Regions from separate parts of the Homo sapiens genome. Here region 2 is linked to region 1. The links are chromatin loops, found by intact Hi-C in ENCODE. Cell type or tissue: MCF 10A. All regions are shown on one strand.

Region 1 (5,000 bases):
TCCAGATGATTCCAAGCCAAAAGAAATTTTTTTTTGGCAAAGAAATATAAGAAGTTTTTAATAACAATAGGCCCGGAGAATCTCCAGTGCTTATAAAGTGACTACTGTAGCTGGGAGGTGAAATGGGAATAATGATTAAGTGCTTGCTTTCTTTGGATGTCTCAGTTTGCCTAAGTGAGCATAATTTAGGTGACTGTGTGAGCATCTGTGTGGCAGCTGCTGGTGCTACAAGTTAATGCCAGAGAAGACAAAATAGTTGGCACACGGATTCTAATTTCATGATTGTACCAGGAGCCAGAAAAAGGAGGAGTTTATATTCTTTTGAAGTGGGAAAATGTTGTCTCTTTTTTTCTTGGGTTTCACACACTTGAACACACAAAGTATCCTCAAGATATTTGTAAGCATTTTCCGACAACTTAGATTATAAGCTGATTTGTTTGTGCTACTGTGAAAAAGCAAATCAAACTAGGTGAATTTTCTCTGCTGGTGAAATCAGGATTCTGTTGTTTTTTTTGAATTTCTAAGGTAGACTCCCAGATAACTTTAAAATGTCCTGTAAGCATTTAAAGGAGGGGTTACTGAAGTGTTTAAGTAAAGTTTGATTGGAACACAGCCATGCCCACTCATTTACATATTGTTTTTGACAGGCTGCTTTCCAGCTAAGCGGGTCCACAGAGTTGAATAGGAATAGAGTCCTTTTCGCCTACAATCCTAATATAGTTACAATTTGGCCCTTTGTAGAAAAAGTTTGCTAGCCCTCGATTTAAAGTATTGACTGATAGTAGCATCCTATTGGATGTCATTTTGCAAGGTGCCAGAAGGTCTGCTTGGCCACTAGGACATCTTGCCATTTCAGACAACATGTCTTGATCCTCCAGGGTTAGAACCACCGGTGAAGGAGAAACTGTCCTGGAAAACCATTTGAAAAGAATGGAGGGCTTTCTCCTCCAGAGGAATAATTTTTCTTCTTCTAAGTGAGATGACCAACCCAGCTGATGGGTTCAAGTCCTAATTTTAGCTTTCTTTGATTAAGTGGCATTTATCTCAAAGATAACTTATTTGAAGGGCTGTCATGTGGAAGAGGCATTAGATTGTGAGGCCATGGGGAACCAAATTAGGATTAATGTGTGCAAGTTACTGTGAGGCCAGATTTCAGCTCAATAAAAAATAGTACTTGCTGGGAACTGCCATAACTATCATGTGCTTTTGTGGGTAATGAGCTGCCCGTCACTAGAGATTTTCAAGTAAAGGTTACACGACCACTTGATACGTGGAATGCAAACAGTGGATGAGAGATGGTTGCGTTAGAAAACCTCTGGGGCCCCATTCCAACCCTGAAATTGGAATGGCTTCTTTGGTTAAAGTTCTTTGTTTCCAAGCTCAGCTTATGACCACAGTTTTAATTTGTTGAGGGTCTTATAGAGGCATCTTGGGATGATTTTCTGAAAATATAATATTAGCCAAACCAAAGCAGTATAAAGAGAGACAAGCTTTTCTGGTGGGCAAAGATGGTATAAAAAAGGCTGGCCCAGAGCCTCTCTCCCCTTTGGCCACTCCAGTCATGGAGTGGCGTCAGAAGGGCACTGCTTCTTGACGGCCTTAAAGCCTGACAGATGACTGGCTGTCTTCAGCTACTGCTACCATCTTTGCTTTCTGCCTAGTCTCCTGGAAAGAGGAAGGACCTGGCTAGGGGCCTATCGCAGATGTAGCAATCAAAACAGTGTGTGTCTTGCAATTTGCCAGAGAGTTCAGGTTGCGATCCAGCAGTGAAGGGCAGGTCTGGGTGAAGCAGAACTGCACAGAGACAGTGCAGTTCTGCCGTCATAGCACAAAAGCAGCCATAGACAGTACAGAAATGAATGAGGGTGGCTGTGTTCCAGTAAAGCTTTATTTACAAAAGCAGGCAGCAAGCTGGATTGGGTCCCTGAACTGTAGCTTGCTGACCTCTGATAGAGACGTTGAAAGTTAGAAGTGTGTAGAAAATGCCAGTTTCAATTCTCTCAAGTTTTGGAAAAACTGAACTGAACTGGACTGAAATGGCATGTCCGGAGTCACACCGTGGTTGAGCTGGGATTGTAAACCAGGATATACTTTTAGTCTAGGGCTTATTTTGTGATACCACATAGCCTCGGCTGTGTGGTCAGGTGATAGCATTTCGTTTTTAAGAGAAGGCCACGCTAATGAAAGAAAGCTCCATCCCCAGTGGCTACTCCAGGTGGTCTATGAATAGAGACAGTGAGAGCCCAAGGGTGTTATTTTTAGGGAGGCAACCATTTATCCCTGTGACCTGGCTTACCCCTTTAAAGATGGGCCCCGTTCACAGGAAAACAAAATATATGTTGCCTAAATTCTTATGGAGAAATAGTGCCCTGGAGTTGTGAAAAAGAAATGGGCTCCCGCAGCTGCGTCACAGCATTTGATCACTTCAGCCGAGAGTGCCAGGAGATTTGAGACAGATGTTTTCAGACATGCCGCATGCCTAAAACATTTCCAGGGGTCGGGCTGCAAATAGTGACTTAATAAGTGGAGAAACAGGGAAAGTATGCAAGTTGAGGACACAAGAGTTTATTCACCGCTAGGTGCACGGCCAACCCCTTTGCATTACATCTGCCTGTCAGGGTTGGCTCTTTAATCTGTCGTGCCCTCGGTATTGCTCTTTGTCTGCCCGTGAATAAAGTGCAGCATTGTGGTTAGTAATCCCACTCCAGTGACTCGACTTCAAATGTGGTTTTGGAGTGCATCCCAGAGTTCTGTTTGCTAAGCTTCCTACTCCTGTTTCAGAGACACCACTGAATACAGAGCAGCGAGCACTGAAGGCTTCCCTCTTTCCTTAAACCTGTCGGGTTGTGGGCTCTCTCTTTTCCCCTCTTGCTCCTTTCTTTTCTTTTTTTCTGTTTTTTTAAACCTTCCAAGGCAAGTTCATGGATACTAAGCTGATGTGTTTGTTGTTCTTTTTCTCCCTGCCTCCGCTCCTAGTGAGTAACCACACTGGCCGCATCAAGGTGGTCTTTACTCCGAGCATCTGTAAAGTGACCTGCACCAAGGGCAGCTGTCAGAACAGCTGTGAGAAGGGGAACACCACCACTCTCATTAGTGAGAATGGTCATGCTGCCGACACCCTGACGGCCACGAACTTCCGAGTGGGTGAGTTCCTCCACGGTCCCTAACTGTCCTTACTGAGTCGAGTTTTATGAGATTGTAGCATTTAGACACCCCCTCCATTCACACTGCTGTCTGCTTCAATGGGTGTCTGTCTATGAGTACGAGTATGTTTCTTTCATGGGATCTTTTAAATTGCTTTTGGAATAATTTTTAACCTGATTCTTGGTTTCTTAGGGGAATGGCAACTAGAATATTTTCCCTTATTGCTTAGCATTTACACAGCCATGTGGTAATGGGAATATATATAGTAGAAGAGAAGAGAGTAGGTTTTAGATTTAGACCCTAAGGCATGACTTGTGCTGATAAGCTTCAAATTTTATCAGCCCAGTGATAAGTGGAATTTGTCTTAGATTTGACTCATGTAATAAATTTTGGAAGGTGGTGATGAAATTTGAAGTTTTTACTTCAAAAATAGCCAAGCTCTAAAACAAAACTCCGAGGATTGTCAAAAACCTGTACTTGGTTGTAGAAAAGGATACAGAGTTGCATCTTTTGCCACGTTTCTGCTCCGTCTCACAAGACTGAATATAAATTGATATATAACGTGGATTTGGGGAAGACAGACTGGTAGATTACTCTCAGTACTCCTTTTTTACGTGGATTTGGGGAAGACAGACTGGTAGATTACTCTCAGTACTCCTTTAAGTTAATTTAAATATGAAGTAGTAGTTGCTGTCTGCAAGAAAGCCTTGTTGGTTCATTTTGAATTTTTGTTTTTTACTTTTTTGCAAATGGAGAAAGGATTGTGGTCCACGGAATGCTGTCATGTTGCCATGTTGTCATGCAATACAGTATTTTTGTCGCAGAAAAATGTCTTTTATTATTTTTTGACCAATTATGGTTTGCCATGTGTACTCAAATAATCGCAGACACCCACGTTACTTTCTGAGTTACTCACAAGAATAACCCAAATGTCAGACAGATAATAACACTGGCTAGATCTGGTCTTTTTATGGAATATTGCTGTTTAGTCTTGGAAGTGTGTGTCTGGGGGGGTGGTAGGAGAAGGGGTGTCTGTGTCAAACTGATTTACATCAAGACAAAATAAAGGGACAGCTTGAAGTTCTTATTAGATCTTTGATTATTCTGCTGTTTTATTGTGACTCCCAATCCTTAGGAGGTCAAAGCATATTTTTGATCGTCTGTACTTGGAAAAAATATGTGCCCATAGATACGATTTAAAAGGGCATTGTGAGTTTCCTGGCTATGATAGGGGTACTCTGGGCATAGTTTTTAAAAGAATTTAGCCATTAGGTGCCAAATGGCACATTATGCTTTGCAGGGCAGGGAGCCAAGTCTAATGGGAAGTGAACTGATGATCAGGAAACTGGATTCTGGTCCCGGTCCTGCCACTAACTAGCTAATCCGTAGGGCATGCCAGTTAATATTTCTGGGCCTCAGTTTTTCTCATTCATAAAATAAATGGGATTGTATTTAATGACCTCTAAAATTTAGTCCATCTCTAAGATCATATGACTTTTTATCAGCAATAAGTAATACTATTTTCTGGCTTAAAAAAATTTTTTTTTTTGGAGGGCCACAGACAAGGAGGGGAAAAGAAAAGGCAATTCCAGTAGACTATCATGAGTCTGATGGCTTTTCACCACTTTATCTTTCTTGGTTGCCTTCCTTACTCACTGCTCCTTTCCCTCCTTGTGTTTATTGTAAATCTTTACAGTAGCAATGACAAAATAATCAAATGGGTGGTAATTTTTTGGCTTCCAGTGTATTCATTTTGAAACTAAATATTTTGAAGGCTTTGAGAAACAGAGGAAGTCTACTTGTTGAAACACACCACACACTTTCCTTGCTGGCACTGAACCAGATGTTTAGGAACA
Region 2 (5,000 bases), 240 kb after region 1:
CCGGATATCTTAATCGTTGAGAAGGACCACGTTGTCTATCTCTTCATCTAAGCACTGGACTAATCCCAGCCTGTCAGACATCATGCATCCCATTTTCCTTAGGAGTGCAGTACTGCTTTGGGGAACAATTCGTTACTGATGGAATCAGTGCTGGAGGAATTTAAGGAATAAATCGCACCACTTGTCATCAGCTTTAAGCATTAAAGTGCAGTGTAAAATAAAGCTTTGGCTCCAGAGCGAGCTTTCACACTTCTGGTCCAACAGGTCACGGGCACTAATTCTTGCTAAAGCAGCAACTACATCTGAGAGTACTGGTAGGTGCAGGAGGTAGGAGTGGCTGCTTAAATAGTGTTCTCTGAAGTTAGATGGCATCTTGCATATTGGTACCACATGCAGGGGAAATGAGTGTGATGGATTGTGTCAGGGGAGCTTTACATAAGGAGAATTGCATAATTGTAGAATTCATACATTTCTGGGGCTGCTTAGGATCCCATTTCAATGCTCCACTACAGAGGCCAGACCGCAGACTGCACTAGGAGGAAGTTCCTGATTTTTCCTTCACCATGGATGTATCATGGACTGACTGTCTCCCCATTCAGACTTCTGGAGGCCTTCCTTGCCCCATTGCAGCCCCTGACTCCTCTTCTCCTTCCCCTTTCACAGTACCCGCTGATCCTGCCCACTCTTAAAATGATTTGGGTGGCTAAACTGTTTTGGGAGGATCCTCAAATTTGTGGTCTTTATTGTGATGTCATGTCAGCCTCTGAGAGACAGAGCTGTTTGGGAAACCAAGTCAGGAAAAACGAGCCATTGTATCCATTTCATAAATGAAGACAGAGTGGTCATTGTTTGATCTTGCTGAGAATTTCTAGCGCTGTGAGAGAAGAAAGTCATAGAGTTATCAGAACTTTGAGGCCTTTGGTTGCATATGGAGTTTATTGGATATAGATTTTTTGTTGCTTGGTTTTTCTCAGTCTAAGTGATAATAAAAATGATAACTAACATATACATAGCACAATGCCTGGCATTTTCAACATGTTTTCCATCTACTGAGATATTTAACTTGCCAAGCCATCTTAGGTATACAGTTACAGTAGTCCTCTGCCTTATCTGGTTTCAGTTACCCACAGTCAACCACGGTCCGAAATATTAAGGGGAAAATTCCAAAAATAAACAACTCATAAGTTTTAAATTGCATGCAGTTCTGAGTAGTGTGATGAAATCTGGTGGTGTCCCACCCAGCACGTGGACCATCCCTTTGTCCATGGTGTCCATACTGTGTATGCTACTTGCCCATTAGTCACTTAGTAGCAGCTCCATTATCTGATAGAAATCGATCGTATATATAAGGTTGAGTACTACCTGCAGTTTAAGGCATCCACTGGGGGTCTTGGAACATATCCCTAGTGGATAAGGGAGAATACTACCCCTCCTTTTTCTGACAGAGGATCTGAGGCACAGCAAGCTTAAGATGCCTGTCAGTGGTCACGTACCAGTAAGTGGAAGCTTCAAATCCAGGCACCCTTGCTCCAGAATCTACGTTCTAACCTCTTCAGTGTTACTCGAGTCTCTTTCCATGATCCCAAAGCACATCTTAAATAGTCTCCCTTAGAACAGAAAAGTAACAAAGTGAAGAATTAAAGCTGAGATTTTAAAATTGTCTCACACATTGTGTGCTAAAAGAAAAACTGATTTTAGAGCTAACAATGAGCATAATAAGAGGCAATGTGTCATCAAATCTGTAGCCACAGACACATTGGCAGGAATAACAAAAAACTATATATTCAATGGACTAATGAACTAAAGCAAGTCAATAATTCTCAGTAAATAAAACTTTTAGTGATGCCTATCACTTAATCTAAAATGATTTTTTAATGTTTTTATTTTTTGCTACTCTTAAAAGTATAAGCTTAATCACCGGGTGTGGTGGCTCACACCTGTAATCCCAGCACTTTGGGAGGCAGAGGTGGGCAGATCACTTAAGGTCAGGAGTTTGAGACTGGCCTGGCCAACGTGGTGAAACCCCATCTCTACTAAATTAGCCAGGCATGGTGGCGCATGCCTGCAATCCTAGCTACTCTGGAGACTGAGGCACAAGAATTGCTTGAACCCAGGAGGCGGAGGTTGCAGTGAGCGAAGATCGTGCCACTGCACTCTAGTTTGGACAACAGAGCAAGACTTCATCTGAAAAAAGATAACATAAGCTTAAATGTTCTGGAAAATGTACGTAAGAATCACAAGATAGAGGGTGCCATTATCTCATGGAAATCAAAATCCGTTGATCTGCAAATGAAAGAAAATTATACATATTTGAACATTTGAATCTTAAGTACCCAGGGATCCCAGTGTCTTTTTATATTGTTAAAATAATTAGATTTCTGATAAGTAAATTGTTAAAGTAATTAGACATTGTAAGTAAACGGAACAAAGACTTGATAAACGGGACAACTAGTGTGTTGGGAGAATGCCACCTATTGGCGATGTAATGTACTACAGCACAGGTAATTTCTTGACTACTCAGGTGTAGAAAGATGGTTTTAAAACATGAGGTCCCAAAGGAAACAGAAGGTGCCACAAAATAAATTGAAAAATGTTAACAAAGTTTAATGAAACACGAACATTGATCAACATACAGAGGCATGGTCCTCTCAGTGTTGCTAAGAGAGCAGTTTGAAGAGACAGACTTACACATCTGAATCAAAAATTCTAGTTCTGGGACTGATGAAAGAGCAAATGGATTTTGTTTAATGCCTATTGAATAAAAGAATAAAGCACAAAGGCATGATGTGAATAGGCACTTAGTGAGGATCTGTTGAGTCAAAGCAATGTCAGTATGTATCCAACTTCCTTTGAGAAAGGTAGACTGTGCTATAGGGGAATAGAAGATATTTGTCAGTTATTCATACTCCTTTAAATAATGCTAGGAAGAATTATCATTACTGTATATAAATTATATACAGCTTGTGGTTTATAAGAAGAGATAAGTAAATGATCTGAAATGAAATCTAAATTATTTATAACTTACCTGTTTTCAGTTTTAGTTAAATTACTTACATGTTCTTTATTTTATTATTTATTGAATGCCTACTATGTACTAGGCAAACAATTCTGGAACAGGTGTAAAGTTGTATTTAATGAAATGCATAATTAGTATAATTTATTCCTAAATATTATGTATTTTAAATCTGCAAATGATACTTTAATAAATTCACCATTTGCTGTGACAGAAAATTTTTCAATCCTTCCTAATATCTAACCTACCCAAGTATTCATATCATTTTGCAAAAGTAAAGAATTTGGAATGTCTTCAAACAATTCGGCTAGTGATTTCTTCCATATCTGTGCATGGCTCTTAGACGCTCCCAAAGATCTCAGGGCAAGAAGTTTCGTAATGCCCTTGGAGGTGTGAAGGAAGACAGGGATTTGACTCATGGACTAAACTTGAAAAAATATTGTAACTGGGCCATAGTTGCAAAAGGCCTGTCAGCAGTCACGGTTTAAAGGCTTTTCCAAGAAATATGTTTCCAAAGAATGTTAATAATCACTTTGGAACACCCTACTTGTGAAACAATGAGTGGTCACTGCCTTTGGTTTAGGCAATCCAGGGATCTCTTTCTGCTTTTGGTCCTGGCTCTGTGACATTGCACTGGGCACATTACTTCAACCTCCTTTATCCAAAGTTGAGACCTCTTCGTGAGGTTATGATAATTAATACAATCACTATGAAAGCATTTATCATTTCAATCATAGATCCTGAACATTATAATTAAAGAAACAATAACCGCTAGTCACTTACAATGGAAAATTAAAATCAAACTAGAAAGATACAAAAGGAAATCGAGTGGCCGTCATGCGGGCACAGAGAATATCTATAAAACAGGCAAGCGTTCCAGTTCTGTGGGACTGAACTCTTGGTATCCATGGAACTAGATTGAATGGATGTTATATGAAATGGCCAGTAAGCCAGTTATGTTGTTCCTCATTGAAAGGACTCTTGGCCCGGCACAGTGGCTCACGCCTGTAACCTCAGCACTTGGGAGGCCAAGGTGGGCAGATTCTGAGGTCAGGAGTTCGAGACCAGCCTGGCCAATATGGTGAAACCTCATCTCTACTAAAAATACAAAAATTACCTGGGTGTGGTGGCGTGTGCCTCTAGTCCCAGCTACTCTGGAGGCTGAGGCAGAAGAATCGCTTGAACCCGGGAGGTGGCTGTTGCAGTGAGCCAAGATTGTGCCACTGCACTGCAGCCTGGGCAACAGAGCAAGACTCCTTCCCAAAAAAGAAAAAAGAAAGGACTCCTGTATTTATTTAGAAAGCTTTCTCTCACCCCTCCCAAAGAAAGGTTGAAAATACTTTTACTACTCTCAAAAGATTATTGCAAAATAAAATTCATTAGTGAATTCAAACTGAAAGTAGCTCTTTGATGTAATGTGATCCGTATGTTAATTTCCTCACTTGAAATCCTAGTGATTTCTTCCATATCCATGCATGGCTCTTACATGCTCAAGAGGGTTAAATGTGATAATGCATGGGAGAGGATTGGCCTACAGTAAATGCGCCATAGCGAAAGGCGTTAGCAATTATTATGAATCAAATCCAGTTCTAGGAAATGAGTCAACGTTCATCATGCACTGCTCCCTGGTTATCCAGTGCTAGAAGTCTCTTTGAAAGGGGCCAAGAATCAAAGACAATGAGGGATAGGAGGGTGTTCAGGGAATTGCACAGACCCGAATACCCCTGTGTACTTGCAGAGAAGCTCCACCTGTGCCCGGCCAGGCTCCTACAGTGTAAGTTAGGAAGTCAAAGAGAGGCTTTATGCACACAAAGGACCATTATGTTGAGTTGTTTGTTTGTTTGTTTGTTTATTTTGAGACGGAGTCTCGCTCTGTCGCCCAGGCTGGAGTGCAGTGGCACGATCTCGGCTCACTGCAAGCTCTGCCTCCCAGGTTCACGCCATTCTCCTGCCTCAGCCTCCTGAGTAGCTGGGACCACAGGCGCCC

What was found. Hi-C counts contacts between places; a loop is a spot of excess contacts. Peaks named below come from ENCODE experiments on the same cell type or tissue, not always from the same donor. Only the 100,000 strongest peaks of a DNase experiment are listed, where the experiment ranks them.
Region 2: it touches region 1 in a loop (5-fold over the local background); 8 of 110 quality-filtered maps call a loop at or near these places.

Annotation. Positions count from the first base shown.
Region 1 is chr2:33,131,817-33,136,816 of GRCh38, forward strand. It overlaps LTBP1 (latent transforming growth factor beta binding protein 1), which reads left to right. Exons shown (of 34, transcript NM_206943.4): 5 at 2,977-3,144. Among named protein-coding and RNA genes, the nearest start is that of LTBP1, 190 kb to the left of the region's middle. In MCF 10A, no CTCF peak of the experiment used is centred here; DNase peaks (open chromatin) are centred at 2,605 and 4,975.
Region 2 is chr2:33,370,677-33,375,676 of GRCh38, forward strand. All of the region lies in intron 31 of LTBP1 (latent transforming growth factor beta binding protein 1), which reads left to right. Among named protein-coding and RNA genes, the nearest start is that of MIR4430, 45 kb to the right of the region's middle. In MCF 10A, a CTCF peak has its summit at 2,477 (motif pointing left); DNase peaks (open chromatin) are centred at 2,475, 3,415 and 4,595.